Linked DNA regions of Homo sapiens: region 1 is linked to region 2. A link is an interaction called in ENCODE POLR2A ChIA-PET data of the cell type or tissue named here. Cell type or tissue: HepG2. All regions are shown on one strand. Links, peaks and the distances in the headings refer to the core of each region. The heading gives the core; the rest is flanking DNA.

The links. ChIA-PET counts read pairs that join two places held together with the same protein. Peaks named below come from ENCODE experiments on the same cell type or tissue, not always from the same donor. Only the 100,000 strongest peaks of a DNase experiment are listed, where the experiment ranks them.
Region 1: POLR2A ChIA-PET joins it to region 2 with 5 read pairs; 10 of 35 experiments call an interaction of 5 or more read pairs at or near these places.

The regions. Positions count from the first base shown.
Region 1 is chr22:31,331,319-31,340,041 of GRCh38, reverse strand. It overlaps PATZ1 (POZ/BTB and AT hook containing zinc finger 1), which reads left to right. Exons shown (of 5, transcript NM_014323.3): 3 at 4,179-4,350. PIK3IP1-DT (PIK3IP1 divergent transcript) reads right to left here and starts at 4,693. Exons shown (of 2, transcript NR_110542.1): 1 at 4,626-4,693; 2 at 2,021-2,374. RefSeq lists enhancers at 1-25, 1,063-1,563. In HepG2, for the core only: no CTCF peak of the experiment used is centred there; a DNase peak (open chromatin) is centred at 641.
Region 2 is chr22:31,215,684-31,226,430 of GRCh38, reverse strand. LIMK2 (LIM domain kinase 2) reads right to left here. Exons shown (of 16, transcript NM_005569.4): 2 at 612-711. It also overlaps the pseudogene RNU6-1128P. Among named protein-coding and RNA genes, the nearest start is that of LIMK2, 8.8 kb to the right of the region's middle. RefSeq lists an enhancer at 4,482-4,571. In HepG2, for the core only: no CTCF peak of the experiment used is centred there; DNase peaks (open chromatin) are centred at 4,500, 6,000 and 6,515.

The DNA.
Region 1 (8,723 bases), core at 548-5,547, 120 kb before region 2:
GCTGGTTAGAGAAGGAATGCGTTGAGATGGGCATATGCTCGAGAAGAAGGGGGCCAAAGAGCCCAGGGAGCTGAACCTTCATGCATTGCCCTTAGAGTTTTCCAGGGCTGTGGGAGAAAGCTGCTTGAGACTACCCCTGAGGCTGCCTGAGTTCAAGGGCTACTAAGGGTGGGGGTGTGCACTAGTGCCCTTGGTACCACTTGGGCCCCATTCCCAAGCTGCTCAATCCTTAGGAAGAAAAGCTTTAGGAAGTCTGGGAAGGGAGCAGGACTGGGGCTCAGTGTTGAGTGGTGATGACCTGCACTCAGGGTGCCTGGGCCAGGACCTGGCAGGCATGGCCCTTAATTACAGCAGGCTGTCTAACTAAGCACAGGGCTGTGGGCCGGGCAGCTCTTCCGAGTGCCACAGGCAGTCAAAGCATTCTGCCTCTGGCTCACTCTCTTCCCATCAGCGTCCCTCTGTCTTCTCCCTGTCTCTAGGACAAAGAATGCTCTTCTCCTGACACCCCAGCATGGAAGTTCTGGATGTTCCCTTTGAGATCTGTCTCCCTCCGCCCCTTCTCTCCTGGGTTGTGTGACCAGGCTCTTTCATGTTCTGTGTTGTCTGAACTTCTGCTGTGCCTAGACTTTGGACTTTCACAGGCTCCCCAGAAAACCTGGGGACTGCAGCAGCAGAGGGTCAATCCTGGCACAGAGAAGCCAACAATCACTTCAGCTTGGCTTTGAACACAGGGAAAGCGTTTGTCATGTTTGTGTTTTTTCCCCCAGCAGCAGATTTACATTCCTAATTCTGTTTGCTCAGGCGAAAGTTAGCTTTCATTCCTTGAGAGATAATCAATGGAGGACAGGGTGGGGGAAGCCAGCCCAGTCTGGGATTTTAATTTTGCTTAGCTAATCCCCAAATGGATAAGCCACTTGTGGGTAACTGAAGTTTGGCTATCCATCATCTTTAGGTAGCAAAGCATGACAGGCAAAGCCTTTAGAGGACAGATCCCAAAAGAAGGTTGGCAAGAGAAACAAGGCATCTCTTTCCTATCCCTCTTGTGGCTCCCTCTCCCAGAGACTGTGGAAGACAAAATCCTGAATATGCTTTCAGCCCCCGAGTAGCTGGGACTACAGGCGCCCACCACCATGCCCAGCTAATTTTTTTGTATTTTTAGTAGAGACGGGGTTTCACCATATTGGCCAGGCTGGTCTCAAACTTCTGACATTGTGATCCACCCGCCTCGGCCTCCCAAAGTGTTGGGATTACAGGTGTGAGCCACTGCGCCTGGCCTCAGCCCTGTTTTCTTACACCTGATCCATGTTGGTTCCTTTGAGTTCTGAGGCTTAGAACACACCCTCTCTCACCATTGGAGGGGTGGTCTTTGGGTCGCTGCCTGGCAAAGCTAGCTCTTGTCCCCAAATAAATCAACAGGTGTACCTCTCTTTCCCGGGGGTGTTTATGCAGCCCCTGCTCTGGTTTAGAGACTGCTGGGCTGTGTAGAGGTTAGGAGTTTTTTTCTCCTACTGTGGCCTGTCACTGGGTCATGAGGTCCCTGGCTGACGTGGGGCCCACATGTGGCCATGAGAGCAAGCATCCATGGTGCTTTCTGACTTCCTACATGCTGGAATTTCCTTGCACAAATCTGTTCACCTTTCCCTTTTGGGAGTCCTGGCTGCCAAGTACTGTACACTGTGTTATAAAGTATGAGCACCTTTCACTCAGCAGAAGCTCCCTCTCCTGAATCTGGAGATGGTAAGAGCACAGGCTCTGGGACTGGTTCTTAGTCCAGCTGTCTCATATCCTCTCACGGCCTCCACTGGCCCAGCTGTAAACTGGGAGAGATCAGAATCCCCCAGGGTGTCCAGGAGGATTGGTAAAGTACTGGCCTGGGTGTGGTGGGGGTGGGTGTGCTAGACTTTCTTTAGTAGCTGAGTCTTGTGTTTTAAGCAAGTTCACCTTCTGAAGGTTTCCTCATTTATGATATGAATACACTGAATATATAAAACAGATAAAAGCAGTATGTCATTGCTACAAATTCAGTTCAAATGTATAATGTTTACTTAAAAAGACAATGACAGAAGAGCTAGGTAGGCTGTGCTAACGTACACAGATATTTGGGACTGGGGTAGTAAACAGTGGTGTCTTCTACCTTGACAGCATTGCATGCGTTTGTTTCTTGCTATGGCTGTACAGTAAGGAGACAGTTAGATGTCTGTATGTGTTGACAGTGTTCAGCCACTTACCTTGAGCTCTCAGGTTCTCAGGATGTGCTTCTGTTAAAGAGAGATGGCAGAGGCAGTTCCGTTCTAGCACAAGGTAATGGGGTGGTCTTCAGTGGGTTACCATTTGATCTGTGACACAAAGGTGAATGTTGCTTTCTCTTACAGTTCTAAAACAGTAAACACACACACACACAAAAGAAATGAGTCAAAATTGACTAGAACCCATGAAACACCTCCCTGGAACCAAAATAGCTTGAAAGCCAACGGATTCAGCTCTTCTCAGGGCTTTCCCAATATTCTATGACCCCCACAGCTGGAATGCCTTTGTAAGCTCCAGCTGAGGAAGGGATGTTGTGAGGAGACTGATCACTGGTACTAAGTCAGGTGCTCAGGTACAGGAAGTGCCTGCCAACCTGAGTCCTCCTTCCAGGGTGCTGGTTCTGACCTTCAGCTCCTGACTCATCCAACCCCGGGGGCCTGGCTGTGAGTTGGTGCTCAGCTCACACCACAGCTTTCCAAAGCCACGCTGTCTTGGAGGGTGATCACACAGCTTGCCTCGGAGGGCTGCTGTCAGGATGGGTTGCATGAGATAAGTGCCTCTAAAAGGCTGAGCACCGTGCCTGCCTGGCACACAATGAATGCTTAATCAATACAGGGTAGTATCATCATCCTTGCTGTCACCAGCACTTCCCCAGCTTAACGTTTCACAAATGCTTTTTTTTTTTGAGACGGAGTCTTGCTCTGTTGCCCAGGCTGGAGTGCAGTGGTGTGATCTCGGCTCACTGCAAGCTCTGCCTCCCGGGTTTATGCCATTCTCCCGCCTCAGCCTCCCGAGTAGCTGGGACTACAGGCACCTGCCACCATGCCTGGTTAATTTTTTTGTGTTTTTAGTAGAGACCGAGTTTCACCGTGTTAGCCAGGATGGTCTTGATCTCCTGACTTCGTGATCCGCCCGCCTCAGCCTCCCAAAGTGCTGGGATTACAGGTGTGAGCCACCGCGCCCGGATTTTTTTTTTTTTTTTTTTTTTTGAGAGGAAGTCTTGACTTGTTGCCCAGGCTGGAGTGCAGTGACACGATCTTGGCTCACTGCAACCTCTACCTCCCAGGTTCAAGTGATTCTCCTGCCTCAGCCTCCCAAGTAGCTGGGATTACGGGAGTCTGCCACCACACCCGGCTAATTTTTTATATTTTTAATAGAGATGGGGTTTCACCATGTTGGCCAGGCTGGTCTTGAACTCCTGACCTCAGGTGATCCACCCATCTCGGCCTCCCAAAGCGCTGGGATTACAAGCATGAGCCACCGCACCCGGCCCACAGACACTTTTGAAGCCTCTGGCCCTTGCTGTCTGCTAATTCTCATGTCGTCAGAATTGCCACTATCATTTAATGGGCTGCTTTTTCAATTCAAACTCGTGAAAATATTACGAATAATTATCTCTGCACTTTGTCCTGCCTTTCCTTTCCATTTCCCTGGCCAAGACTAATGTCACTTTTGAATAAAATGAACAAATATAATTCTTTGTATAAAACTAGGGGAAACCCAGGGATACAGAACAGGAAGGCTGGTTTATATGCCAATAACTCATCTGTAAATTCATGTAAATGTAATTCTGTGCATTATAGCTAATGCACCTAAAGTCAATTCTTAATGTCTAAGGATGAGCAAATGTGTAACTCTTCATTGTGTAGAGGGGTATAGAGCTTAGCTTGCCATGTCCTGGGTACATTTCCAGTAGTCATTTAGTTAGTACCAGTGATTCCCACTCAAGTGTCCCGTAAGGAGGTACCATGGGAAATAAGAGCAGCCTCTTGGCATTCTGGGTAGGGAGCCTGAGCCAAACTCTAAAGCTGTCTTTATAAAGGGAGGTCATGTGATGGCCAGAAATTGCCTTTGCTTCATGGTGCACTTGGTGGGGAGTCAGGTGTGGGGTGCTGGGTTTCACATCATCCCATTTTCTTTTCTGCCTTCAGACCTGCAATGCTTCTTTTGCCACCCGAGACCGTCTGCGCTCCCACCTGGCCTGTCATGAAGACAAGGTGCCCTGCCAGGTGTGTGGGAAGTACTTGCGGGCAGCATACATGGCAGACCACCTGAAGAAGCACAGCGAGGGGCCCAGCAACTTCTGCAGTATCTGTAACCGAGGTAATCTGCCCACTGTTTCCTCACTTCCAGAGGATGGGCCTGAGCGTGTATGGGAGGCCTAGGGGTGTCTCAATCACCCTGCCTCAGACTCCACTCTTTGCACAGCCACCCCCTACTTCCCACTGAATGATAAACACCTTCATCACCCAACTAGCTATTTGCTACCTCTTCCTTCCCAAGAAGCTTGGGGTGCTTAGAATGGGAAGTCCCAGGAGACCAGCAGGTCAAAACAGAAGGAGAGAGGTTCTTCCCAAGCTTGGGCCCATAACTCTCACCTGCTACTCAGATGGCAGGATGGATGCATTTTGCAGACACCACTGAACCACTGAGGTTGGTGGGGGAGTTAGTAGGTCCCAAAGTGAGAGAAAAAGAGGTTGGTCCGGCTTGAGAGCTTTTGCTGGTTGATTCACTGGCATATGAAATTCAGCAGCCAGGGAAGGAGGTTGAGTCTGGAGATAAACAAGGAGCAGACACTTTGTAGCACAAGTAGTCAGAAGAGAGCCCAAACTCAGGTAGATTGTGGCCTTGAGAGAGGAAAGTGGAAGGTGCTCTGAGCAGGGCAGCATGCTTGAGGACAAGGTGGGCCTAAGTAGTGTCTAACTCTGTGGCAGTGGTGTTGTGTTGGGTGAAGTCAAGCCTGTCCCCAAGGTTCTGCCGGGTCTAGTTGGCTGTTGGAAGTGCTAGATGTTTGTGTTTTGCAAGCACAGCATCAGTGGAGGCTTGCACTGTGTCTGTGCTAAAGGAGGTTGGAGCAGCTATCTGTGAACGTGAGGATGCTTCTGCATGGTGTGCTTTGCTTTGGCCAGTGGGGAGCACTGGGATGTCCTTATCTCCTGGGGCATTCTTGCTTGTCCCAATGCTTCCGAAAGCCTGCTTAGTGGGTGCAGCACTGAACCAGGAGTCAAGAGACCCAGGGTTTAGTCCCAGCCTCTCACTAGGTGGCCTCGAGTTCTCCCATTCCCTCTCTAAGCTTGAGTTTCTTCATCTCTCAAATGGGGTTAAGAATAGCCCCCTTTCCCACCTCACAGGGCTGTTATGAGGATCCCAGGAGACAAGGTAGGTGAAAGGAGCCGCACACTTGGGAGACTCTATCCTTGCACTTTGTAACAATGTTGGGAAAGACATGCTTGTTGACACTCTGGGTTGGACCAGGCACAACACTCCTGCAGGCCTTGGCGGAATCGTTGGGTGCCTGTGCTGTGTTCATGTGCCGAGGTCCACGGTGGAAGGAGATTGCTGAGTAGCTGGGTGTTCTTGGTGTCCTGGAACTGGGTCCCTCCTTGCAGCTTCATACCTGGGGTTTGTACCACCAGGACACCTGCTGTGAAAGCAGGGAAGTAGTAGTGAAGGTCTCTTAAGCTGTCTGTTCTGTTTTCTGACATGTCATTAGAGCCCATTGCTGACAGGAGCTTCCTCCAGGTTGCAAGCGGTGGGCTTGCGCATGCAGGGAGAGTTATCAGGCTGTGGCTGACTGTCTTGACTGGGGCTTCCCCAGCCCTAGAAATAATGTCGTTTCTTGTCTTGCTTCATCCTAACCTGGCTTCCTGACAGCTCCCCCGGATAACTCAAAACCTGCTGTAACAAGCTGTTAGCAGGCATTTTGTCAAGTTTTCAATATGGAAGTTCCCAGTCTGAGAACTGGGGTCAGAGACCAGAGGTTGAAAACTGCTGAGTGGAGAAGGGTGCTCATGATAAAACTCAGAAAGCCCAGACCAGATGGTGGAGTAGGGCAGAAACTGGACAGGAGACCCAGGGCTACAGCCCTTGAAGCCCAGCTCAGGAGGAGAGAAAAACTGAGAGCAGCAGGGACAGTGGGAAAGTTGGCCCAGTAAGGAAGCAGCTGATGTGGCAAAGCCAACAACTATTGTACATCAGGATTTATTTTCCAAGGGCTAGTAAAGAGAACTTGGGCAACAGCCATAAGCTACATGACCGGAATGGAGAATCCAGAAGAGTAAACCAGAGTCTACTTTTTCTCAGAAAAGCCAAGACTGGGTCTGGATCACAGGCCAAACATCTCTGGGTTCCAGAGCCAGAGCGGGAAGTCCCTTTCCTGCAAGAAGACTAAAGAAGGTGCTGGTCCAACCCATGCTGGGTACTCAGAAAGAAGAGAAAACAATTGCAGTTTTTATCAGAAGAGAAGGAGCAGGATTCTACTCCTGGACTCATTCCTTGGGCAGAAATAGGAAGAGACAAAAAAAAAAAAAAAAAAAAAGGAAGAGGATAAAGTTCTTTCTGAGCACCAAAAACATTGAGACATTGGAATCAAAATGCAGAGAGCTCTGTGTCCTCCTTTGCCCTGCTGCCACCAAGCCTGTACCTACAGGAGGGGTTGCACGAATAAACGAATGTTCTTATCTCTGCATGTGTTCAAACAAAGGCTGAATGTCAGAACAGTTAAGATTGAATCAGGTGAACTTCCAGGTGCCCTCAGATCCTTCAATCCCAACAATTCTTAAATAGTTGACTTAAGTATCTACCTATAGATCTGTCTTTTTCAATTTTTGCCACAAAAATGACTCCTGGCTGTGAAGAATGGCAAAGAGGAAAGGCAGCCTGACTCCTGCAGCCTCACACGTGAGTCAGATGCAAGTTGAAGAGACAGATGACTCTGGCTTTGTCATACAGACATATCAGGATGTGTATGATACTATTTGTACAGGAAGATCATTTGCAGTGGAGGGAGTATTATGGCTAGAAAAGCTTGTTCCCACATTTTTGAGTTGAGGAAATCAGTTGAGTTGAACAGTGGAAAAGGGAGAAGGCCCTGGCTGATCACCATGATTTTCTTCCTTTAAAGTTTCTGTAGCAGGATCTTTGTATATATGCCTATGTGCTGGTATGGTGAAGAGGAACAGATTATCAGGAATCCGCCTTTGACAGAGACATTTGAATGCAAACATCATTGCTTGAAAGGTAGAGGAAGCCTTCTCCCCAGTCAGAGGTAAGCACACAAGTGGATGGATGCAGGGAACCTGCTGTTCCCCTGGACTCACATCAAGCTATGTAGGCCCACTCCAACACAGTGCAGTTGGGAATGGCCCCTTCAGGGTTTGGACAAGGAGAAAGCAGTCCCCAACCCCTGCATTGATGTGGAACCTGCCAAAGGATGATTTGCTTCTGGAGTGCCAAGTGCAGGCACACCAGGCAAGAAAATGCAACTGAGGAGCAGTGGCCTTTTGCTAATAAGACCATCGTCTCTGGAGTGAAAGGGCCGGTGGCTTGTTGGTTGTAGTGGCAGTCATATGTGTGCTCAGCATCTCCATTGCGTGGATGGCTGGATCAAGCTGCCTCTTTGGATCTTGGTTAATCAGTGGTGAATGGGTGGGTAAGTTTAGAATTCCGGCTAAATATGTCTGGCTTCAAAGACGTATTCTGCTCAGAAGCTCAGCTTCTGTTTCATCCTAACACTTGGCTGCTGAGTTGCTCTGTGTTTAAATTCTAGGCTTTAAGTGGCAGCTGTGGATCCACTCCTACCACCCCGCCATGTGGTTTTGCTATAGATAGTACAGTCTGCAGCTGGGGTAAAGTCAAGAGGACTCAGCCACGTGTTTCTAAGACTGTTTTTCAGGAAAACTCAGCAAGACAGTTTCGCTGTTGTTGCCCAGACTGGAGTGCAATGGCGCGATCTCAGCTCATCACAACCTCCACCTCCTTGGTTCAAGCGATTCTCCTTCCTCAGCCTCCCTAGTTAGCTGGGATTACAGGCATGCACCACCACGCCCGGCTAATTTTGTATTTTTAGTAGAGACAGGGTTTCTCCATGTTGGTCAGGCTGGTCCGGAACTCCCAACCTCAGGTGATCTGCCTGCCTCGGCCTCCCAAAGTGCATGAGCCACTGCGCCCAGCCAAACTCAGCAAGTTTTTATTGAGCATCTGCTGTGTTCTCTTGGTATAGCTCTCCCAGTAAGGAGTAAACATAATAATTCCTGGTGCTCTCCCGCTCCTTTCTGTCCCCTTTTGATTGCAGTGGACCTGCTCTGGTTCATCACAGGGAGAGAGCTTCATGCTATTTTAGAGACCCCACAAGGGATTAAAAAACTAAGGAAAGGCCGGGCACGGTGGCTCACGCCTGTAATCCCAGCACTTTGGGAGGCCGAGGCGGGTGGATCGCGAAGTCAGGAGATCCGAGACCATCCTGGCTAACATGGTGAAACCCCGTCTCTACTAAAAATACAAAAAAAATTAGCCAGGTATGGTGGCGGGCGCCTGTAGTCCCAGCTACCAGGGAGGCTGAGGCAGGAGAATGGCATGAACCCTGGAGGCGGAGCTTGCAGTGAGCCGAGATGGTGCCACTGCACTCCAGCCTGAGCGAGAGTGAGACTCTGTCTCAAAAAAAAAAAAAAAGGAAAAAATTACCTTCTAAAGTGGTA
Region 2 (10,747 bases), core at 2,586-7,585:
AGGAGTTCAAGACCAGCCTGACCAACATGTTGAAACCCCCGTCTCCACTAAAATACAAAAATTAGCTGCGCATGGTGGCAGGTGCCTGTCATCTCAGCTACTCAGGAAGCTAAGGCAGAAAAATCACTTGAACCCAGCAGGCAGAGATTGCAGTGAGCCGAGATTGCACCACTGCACTCCAGCCTGGGCAACAGCAAGAATCCCTCTCATAAAATAAAATAAAATAAAATAAAATAAAATAAAATAAAATAAGAATACAAACAACTCTTGAAGTACCTGCATAATCTGTAGTGCAGCCACAGGAAAGTCACTCTTCCTGGGCCTCAGTTTCCTCACCCATAAAGTGAGGGATATGGGACAACCCTGGAAAGGGCTCCTCTCATCCCCCCACCCTGCCTCCAGCTGGCCCATTTATGGCTCTTCCAATTTAACCTGGGTTCAGGGGGGCCACACTTGAGGTTTGGTCATGAGCTCTTCCTTGGTACATTCCTTTCCCCACCCTAAGATTGAAATTCTCAACTCAGAAGCTTGTTTCTGTGTTTTCCATCAGAACATGAAATAGTGCTTGGCCCATAGTACACTGGTAAAGATGGGAGGATAGGCCCACCTACCGGAAGCAAGAGCCGTGCCAGGTTTCGTTGACAGTCCTGTACCATATCTGGCTTGGAGCAATGTGGTCCCCACAGCCTGGACACCTCCAGACATCTTCACCTGCACACAAAACCAAGAGGTTGAGAGGCCCAAAGTAGCAGGAGGCAAAGGGACAGGATTCCTACCATGTAGAATAAGACTGAGTTAACAGCATCTCATTTGAAAGGGTTAGGCCAATGCTCTGCTAGATGCACAGTTTCTGCCTCCACAAGATCTCTGGTAAGCACTTGTCCAACCTCTGCTCATCTCTCCAGGGACAAGGAACTCATGGCCTCAAAAGTAGTCTCATTCCATTTTCTAAAAATGGTTCTGATTATCCTTTTTTCTACTGAAACAAAACTTGCCTTTTTCTAGAACTTTCAGCCTTTGCTTATAGCTCTGAGAAGAAGAAACGAACACAATCTCCTTCTTTTCAGTGTCAGCCCTTCCTATGACTATTCCCAGCCAACAGCCAGAAACTTCTCTCTGGGTTAAACATGTTACTGCCTTTTCCTATTCCTCAAAAGCCCTGTTTTTTCAGATTTTTCCATCACCTAATCCAAGAGCTCATTTACTCAACCAACATTGAATAAATTGGTCCTCTAGATCAGCAGTCCTCAACCTTTTTGGCACCAGGGGCCAATTTTTCCACGGACCCTAGGCTGGGGGTTGGGGGGCGGGGGGATGGTTTTGGTATCAAACTGTTCCAACTCAGATCATCAGCCATTAGTGAGATTCTCATAAGGAGCATGCAACCCAGATCCCTTGCATGTGCAGTTCACAATAGGGTTCACACTCCTATGAGAATCTAATGCCACCACTGATCTGACAGGAGGCAGAGCTCAGGCAGCAATGCTCACTGGCCCGCCGCTCACCTCCTGCTGTGCAGCCTGGTTCCTAACAGGCTACAGACCCGTACCAGTTGGCGGTCCAGGGGCTGGGGACCCCTGTTCTAGATACAAAGCTCTTTGTATGTTGGAGGCTGTTAGATTACATAATCTCTGCTCCTTAAGAAGCAAATCCACTGGAAAAGAACTGCTCTTTCATGTTGTTGATTTTTCACTTGGATGTTATTTCAGAGATAGAACCAAGTATTATTTTAGTTCAGAAAAAGAAAAGTAATGGGTATAAAAGGGGAAGAACAAATATTTAATGAATGCCTCCTATATGCCAAGAACTCTGCTAGGTGCTTTCATAGACCTAATCTCATTTAATTCTCAAAATAATCCTGTGACACAGGTATTATTATATTCACTTAATGGATAGGAAAATTAAAACTTGAGGCAGGGGGCAGGGTTGACTAGCTAAGTGGTGGATCTAGCATTCATACTCAGGTCTGGCTCATTCTAAAGCTTCTGCTCTTTCCATTCTACCATGTCAACTCTTGTTCACTCCAATGAGGGGAACCAGGAAAGTCTTTGTAGAGGAAGCTGACACTTGAGCTGAGCCTTGCAAGATAGGGAAGACTTACCTATCACTGGCTGAGAAAGGAGGGTGAAGGGTTGTGTGAGCTCAGAGACCAGCATAGACAAAAGCACAGAGTCGGTCCATGTTCCTCCAAAAAGAGAGGCCTCAAACAAAATACAATACTCCTGGTATGGCTCAGATGTCAACTTCTTGAAATAAAGAGGACAGCTGAGATCAAGCTGTGGTACCTGACTCAGCCCTAGAAAGCAGGACAAGGTTGTTACAAGACTCCCTTGTGCGCTCTGTGTATGCAGCTTTGTTCTCTCTGGGTAACTACAGACTGCCACAGGCACAGTGACAGTCACCGAACCCTGTTTCACAGGCACAGGGGCCATGAATAGACAAAGCACAGCTCCTGGCACTTCAAGATTGCTCAACATCATTCTGGAGCAGCCAATGTACACAGTTGTCCCCCTCGTTCCCCAGAGAAGAGTTAAACAAGCTGGCAAGAGGCCTTAAAACACCACCTCAACCCACCCATTCCACTCTTCTCATGCCTCAGTAATAGGATATATATATGCCCATCACTCATTCTTCCTGGGTCTAAAATCCTCAGACTCCTTGTCAAGAGGGGCCTTTTTGGTTTTAGGGTGACAGTGGTCACAGAGTATGCCATCTCTCTCACAAACTCCAAGGCAGAAAGTCTGAGAGACTCACTCAAACCAATCCCAGGTTGGGTTACGGACAGTGGACAAGACAATGAATTAGTGAGAGATTTTAATGAACACAAACATCCAAATGAATCTTCCAAGTTTTGGAAATATTTTTGGAACTCTTACATGTAAGAGCTTTCAGGGTCAGTTTATGAGCTGCCATGCCCCACCCCCAGCACATCTCATTATTTTAGAGCCACACCTTGTTTCTTGTTTTTACTTTTTAACCCAAAATTAAGTCTGTAACCTGACCACCCACTTACTCAACAATTCAATCTCTTGGCTCTGAATGATTTCTATTTCCAAAATTCAAACAGGATCAGGACTTTCCACCATGAGGATATTCAAGATAACTTGTTATTGCCATACCCTCCAGAGCTTGCCCTGCTTTCTCCAGTCTTGAGAAACCCAAAGACATTCAATCAACACATACTTTAGTACCTGCTTTGGGTTAAGCATGAAAGACCCGAAATCAAGACCCTCTACTCTCTCCTCTCATATCCACCTGGTTTCACTTTCCAAATGTCTCTCTAGCCCTTCCCTGTCCTTCACCCCAGCCCTACTTCAGATTTTTGGCTTCTTTTCCCTATCTGCTGTACTCAGCTGGCTCATCCACACTGCAAGCTATCTCAGCTCTGGGTTAGACTCCCCAGTGTCCACGGAACAAAGGCTGGGCTACTCGGTATGACACCCCTGTTCTGGATCCCATTCCATCTTACTTCTTAGAAGAAGTGCACTTTTAGTTATCTTTACAGCACCCCTCTCCCTCACTGGCTCCTCCTTATCTTTTAAATAAGTTCAAGTCACTGCCATCAAAAAAACCTCTGGTACTCTCGCTTCAGCAGCACATACATTAAAATTGGACTGAGACACAGAAGGTTAGCATGGCCCCTGCGCAAGGATGACATGCAAACTCGTTAAGTTTTAAAATCTAATTTAGTTTTAAAATCTAATTTTAAAAAAAACCAAACCACTGGATCCTTTTCTCCTCTAGCTACCATCCTTGTTTCTCCCCTTCACAGCCACATGTATGAAAAAGTTGTCTTGGGAGGCCAAGGTGGGTGGATCACTTGAGGTCAGGAGTTTGAGACCAGCCTGGCCAACATGGTAAAACCCCACCTCTACTAAAACTACAAAAATTGGCTGGGCATGGTGGTGCACGCCTGTAGTCCCAGCTACTCAGGAAGCTGAGGCAGGAGAATCGCTTGAACCCAGGAGGTGGAGGTTGCAGTAATCTCGCCACTGCACTCACGCCTGGGCAACAGAGCGAGACTCTGTCTCAAAAAAAAAAAAAAAAAAAAAAAAAAAGAGGCTGGGCACGGTGGCTCATGCCTGTAATCCCAGTACTTTGGGAGGCTGAGGCGGGTGGATCACCTGAGGTCGGGAATTTGAGACCAGCCATGACCAACATGGAGAAACCACATCTCTACCAAAAATACAAAATTAGCCAGGCATGGTGGTGCATGCCTGTAATCCCAGCTACTCAGGAGGCTGAGGCAGGAGAATGGCTTGAACCCGGGAGGCAGAGGTTGCAGTGAGCTGAGATCTCGCCATTGCACTCCAGCCTGGGCAAGAGTGAAACTCCAACTCAAAAAAAAAGAAAAAAGAAAAAAAGTTGTCTACACATCGCTGCCCTCATTTCCTCACTTCCCACTTTCTGCATAATGCACTGCAATCTGGCTTCCACCCCCACCATTTCTCTGAAACTGTCTCACCAAGGTCAACAGTAACAGTAACTGCTTATTGCTAAATTCAATGGACCCGCTTCAGTCATTCTTTCAGCAAATATTTATTGCATGCCAACTATGCATCTGACACTGTGTTGGGGAAAGAGGAGCAAACAAGAGAGAGATTAAACACAAAGCAAATATTAAACAATAATATAATTATTTATTGAGGGCCGGGCGCAGTGGCTCACGCCTGTAATCCCAGCACTTTGGGAGGCTGAGGCAGGTGGATCACAAGGTCAGGAGTTCGAGACCAGCCTGGCCAATATGGTGAAACCTTGTCTCTACTACAAATACAAAAATTAGCCAGGCATGGTGGTGGGCGCCTGTAGTCCCAGCTACTCAGGAGGCTGAGGCAAGAGAATTGCTTGAACCTGGTAGGCGGAGGTTGCAGTGAGCCAAGATCATTCCACTGCATTCCAGCTTGGGCGACAGAGCGAGACTCTGTCTCAAAAAATAATAATTATTATTATTATTTATTTATAATTGGGGCAAGTGGTACGAAGATATCAAGTTCATAACTAGGAAAAGGGCGGGCGGCCAAAGTATTCCTTGAGGAAGTAATTTCCAAGCTGAGCTCTAAAGGATGAATACAAATTAACGGGGCAAAAAAGGGGGGAAGGAAGGCTAACACTGGAGAGGGGGGACATGTGCAAAGGCCCTGGGGCAGGAACAAAAACTTCTCACACATCATTAAAGTTGGCTTTTGCTACCTCCAAAGGGCTAGCAAACCATGTCTGGCCCCTGGTCTGCTACAATCCTTCAATAAACAGTTACTGAAAGAGCAAATGGTCCTTACAATGTGGTCCCAAAGGACCCTTCTCTCTCACCATTCCTTACAAAAGAATGCTCTAGTTACATTTTGACCTATTTTCTATTCCTGCCACTTTTATTCATGTACTTGCATCCTGACATTCACACCTCCAGTTATTCTCTATGTATAAGCTTCTCTATCTTTTCCCTTAATCAAAAAAAAAATTTTTTTTTTTGAAACAGAGTTTTGCTTTTGTTGCCCAGGCTGGAGTGCAATGGCACAATCTCGGCTCACCACAACCTCCGCCTCCCAGGTTCAAGTGATTCTCCTGCCTCAGCCTCCCGAGTATAGCTGGGATTGTGGGCATGCGCCACGACGCCCGGCTAATTTTGTATTTTTAGTAGAGACGGAGTTTCTCCATGTTGGTCAGGCTGGTCTCAAACTCCCAACCTCAGGTGGTCTGCCCACCTCGGCCTCCCAAAGTGCTGGGATTACAGGCGTGAGCCACTGCTCCCGGCCCCTTAATCAAATTTCTATCCTTTCTTTAAAGTTCCCTAAAATCAGGCAGTGTTTGTTTCATTTTGTCTATACCTATTTTACATAATTTGTTATTTAATTACAGTTCACTGCATATGTTTCTCTCTCCTTCAGTCCCTCTCTCTCCACTCTCCTCCCCCACACCCCATTCAGAGAACTAAGGTGTAAGAACTGTATCTTTATTATGTTCTTATCTCCAGGGCCTAACCTTGGGCCTGGTGCAAAACAGACATTCCTTTGTGTGGTGAACCCAACTGAAAATTTGGATCCAACTGCCAGCTATAAAAGCAATTTCCAAAGATAAGTTCCAAAGGTCAGCACAGATGATTCCACTGGAATAACTGTTCTGGCTCCCAGATTACCTATGAGTAGTCTCATGTGGATAAACCTGGCCTCAGTTTACCTGTTATGCATTCACACTGCTTTTCTGTTAGGAAGTACCTGAGCAAAGATATTCACCCAAAGCACACAGCCTCCTACGCCCAGACCCTCTTCAAGAGAACACTCTTGACTTCTTTAGCTCTCTTACAGTCTTAAAAATTCATTGATCTATTCTCTTACCACCTTTATTCTAGGAAATGTAAAAGAAATGTAATACTGTAATGCAAAGTCTTAGGGATTTCTGTGAAGCCTAGTGGAGGATCAATCCAAAGTCCAGTCAGCCTGGGAAGTTCTTTCTTAAGAAAATATCTCATTGTACCAGGCTGTTCATTCTCTCCCTCTATAGTGTTTACCTCTCATATTTGCAGACTTATCAACAGTGGCTACTGATTGTTAAGAGTCCAGAAAAGAGCCGGGCGTGGTGGCTCACGCCTGTAATCCCAGCACTTTGGGAGGCCGAGGCGGGTGGATCACGAGGTCAAGAGATCAAGGCCATCCTGGCTAACACGGTGAAACCCTATCTCTACTAAAAAATACAAAAAATTAGCCGGGCATGGTGATGGGCGCCTGTAGTCCCAGCTACTCGGGAGGCTGAAGCAGGAGAATGGCATGAACCCGGGAGGTGGAGCTTGCAGTGAGCCGAGATCGTGCCACTGCGCTCCAGCTTGGGCGACAGAGCCAGACTCTGTCTCAAAAAAATAAAATAAAATAAAAAAAAGAAGAGTCCAGAAAAGGAGCTTGATTTAAGTAAATGTTCACAGTACCTTCAAACAATAAAGGACCCTTATTAGGTGTTTAATAAACAGAAAACTGTGTTTTCAGTTATTATTGGAATTTGTTGCTTTTAATAAGTGCAACTGTGCAACGTAAGGTGAGCACTGCAACAAATGTCTCATTATAGGGGTTCTCACCTTTAAGACCTTTTCAATCTTGGTATAAAATACATTCACTTTACATTCACTTTATGAATGCTTCTCTCTCCCAACTTAATTAGCAATGTGGCCCTCAAACAAATGTGAATCCACTGGGGCAGGCGCCAAAAAAAAAAGAAGGAAAATAGACTTGCCTAACCACCACAAAGCTACTGAAAGATGGTCCAGGAGGGATTCAAACCCATGCTCAGAGACTACCATGCCAGTCATATTTTTAATACCCTATGCAGCCTCAGACAAGTTGAGACTTGCTCAAGAACACACAGCTATTCAGTGGAAGGGTTGGCCTGGTATCCCAGCTCAGAGCCAATGCAGTCCCCACAATGTTCACCTTAAATTTGGTCTAAGAGCTTGGTTTCTGCAAATGAGTCCTTTTTAGGCTTCAAAATGGTGAGAAATCCTCAAGCACTGAGAGCTCATGAGACTCTAATGCCTAGCTTAAATCAACATCCTATCCTTTCATTTAAAAAAATCTTTGAAGCTTCTCACGTTCCACCAGACAACGAGAACCAGGAACAAAACTCAGCCAATTCAGTGCAGCATAAAACAAGTATGGTAACCCCTGGGCCCCTTGGGAACTGGCGGGTCAGGTGTATAAATCCCACTTGTTCTGGGACAAAGCAGAAAGCAGAAGGGCAGGGCAGCAGCTGCTGGGGAAAAGCCAAGAGAAAAAGATCACATTTTAATGAAGTGACTATCAAAAAGACTAACAGTAAGGATTAACATGCCTCTAGATACTCTCCCTGTAACCCAAAGGGTTTTCTTCCTCACTAGCTTACCAAATTTTACCAAAAGGAGTGTCTCAGGAAAAAAAAAGATTAGATGATTTTTAAAAGAGCTTTCGAGCTTCTCTAAACCTTGGATTGTTCTTTTGTAAAAGGAGGGATCAAGTGATTTCTTCCAGCTCTGAGAGACTGACACCAAACCAAGGGCCTCTCCTTTTTCAGGTTAAGGCACAGACACAGGTATCTCAGAAAGTTTCCTTCTTGCTGTTATTCTCTTCTTCCCTTCTTTGGTTTATTTGGAAAAATTTGTGAGGGGTAAATGTATGTGTGTTTGAAACCTGAATCTGTCACTGTTTGCCTCTGTGTCCTTGGGCAAATTATTTGACCTCTCTGAGCTTGTCTCCTAATCTTTAAAAAGAGGATAATACCACCTGCTTTACAGGATTACCAAGTGGATTAATAGAAATAATGTAATAGATGTGAAAATATCTCCCATGGTGCCAGGCACTTAGTTGGACCGATTTGTGACTAACTTCTCTTCCTTCCTGCGTGTGTATCTAGGAAGTTGGCTGGGGAAAAGGTTAAGCTGAATACAGAAACTTCTAAAATCTGAAGGGAAGGTTTTCAAAACAAACTCAGCAAACTTTTTTCTATGTGCCCATGTACAAGGCACAGAGTAGGCCAGGAATTACTGGGGCCCTTGGTGTGTACTCATGGGGTGTGAAGGACATGGATATACACAGAAATAACATGTCAGAGAGGGACAAACCAGGTGCTACAGGCAAGGCAAACTCAGTACATTAACAAAATACACTGCAGTGACAAATGAGACAGATGGTTCTTATGTCTTTCAGGCCACCCAGACTGCAACTTCCAACCAGAAGTTCACTCAACTGTGAATGAGTAGGCATTTTCTTATCTATGGAGGGCCTATAAAAATATCTTTATCAGAGAACTGGTTAACCAATTGATATATTCTCATACAGCAGTTCTCTGCCAGTTGTCAATGATAGAGGAAAAAAACTACTTTATGCCAGACAATGTCCTAAGCACTACGCAAGTATGAGCTAACTGAATACAAAGATCCCATGAGATCAGGACTAGTCTTAAAGAACTATTATTGTTCTCATTTTACGGAAGAGGAAACTGAAATACTCAGCTAATAAATGTTTGAGCTGGGATTAGACCACAGGTCTAGTCTCCAAAGCCTGTCTTTTTTTTTTTTTCTGAGACGGAGTCTCGCTCTGTCACCCAGGCTGGAGTGCGGTGGTGCAACCTCGGCTCACTGCAACCTCTGCCTCCCAGGTTCAAGCAATTCTCTGCCTCAGCCTCCCGAGTAGCTGGGATTACAGGCACCTGCCCCCATGCCCGGCTAATTTTTGTATTTTAGTAGAGATGGGGTTTCACCATCTTGGCCAGACTGGTTTGAACTCCTGACCTTGTGATCCACCCACCTCAGCCTCCCAAAGTGCTGGGATTACAGGCGTGAGCCACTGCACCTGGCTCAAAGCCTGTCTTTAACTACATTTTAGACTTTCTTTCCTGGACAAAACAAATTACAGGCAGAAAGACATGATAAAAAAGAATCCCAGAAAGAATGTTCAAGGAACACTTTAATGAAACCAGGCATTGGTTTCATGTTCTAGTTACTATTCAATGTAAATTAATAGGTAAAATAGTCTAATTCTTTCTACTATATAAAAATAGATAAAGGATGAGAAAGAAGGTAGACTTGTAAGAGACTGCTACAGTTTCAGGTCCTCTCATTGAAATGAGATGTGTGTGATGGTGGGCCCTATCAGACCCGCTCAAGGTTACACTAACAAGAAGGCAGCCCTGTTCTGGGAATCAGCTCAGCCTCCAGAAGATGCAGAAAATCCACCATGAATGTGGAAAGCCTAATACAGCCCCTTGATCATGACGGATTTTTATTTAGTTTTGAAATCTTGTGGTCATTTTGGACCCTACCCTGCTCCATCACATATCCAGGACCATCCAAGTCACCCTGGCCTGCCTATGTCAGGAGGCATCTTTTATTGGTTGGTGCCTTCTTCATTGCTACCACTAAGACCTCATCTCAGGGCCCACTATACCCACCTCCAGATTGGTGGCCCTGTGCCCACATCATGAGTCTTCCTTTCTCTAAACCTACGGTGCCTACTGTAGACTAGAAACTTCCAAAATCCTCAGCCTGGCATTAAACCCTCTAGTCCGGTTGCACCCACATTCTCAGCTGTACCTTCCACTTCCTATGAATCTTCCACCTCCCAATCCTTGCCTCTACCACACGTATTTGCTACCCTTTATGAAGACCTGAAACTTGCCTACTTTTGTCTCCTACTCCCAAAGTTTCTTCCCTACTAAGATATCATCTTCCCCACCTTCTTTAAGCCTATTTAAGATTTCTCAAGTCTTACCCACTTCAAGAAGTATTCCCTAACCAAAACTGATGGCCACCCTGGATACCCTGCTATTCTTTAAACATGCCAAACACATTCCCTGACAACTCACTTCTTCTATCCCCTTACCCTACTTCACTTCTCTTCAATGGATTTATCCCTGAATATGATGTTCATACATTTACTTGCTGTCTATCTCTCCCCACCAGAACATACACTACATGAGGGAAGGGATTTGGTCTATCTTGTTCCTTGCTGTATCCCTAGGGGCCAAAAGAGTTTAGCACATAGCAGGAACTCAATATATATTTGTGGAATAAATGTTTGAAGAGAATTCTCCCTCATCTTTGAAATTCTATAATGTTATCATACGCAAGCCTTATAACAGCTTGTCTTATCAATTTTTTTCTTTTTTTTAAGAGATGGGGATCTTGCTATGTAGCCCAGGCTGGAGTGCGGTGGCTTTTCACAGGCGCAATCCCACTACTGATCAGCATGGCAGTTTTGTTTTTTGCCTTAATTACCTTAACTAGACAGTAAGT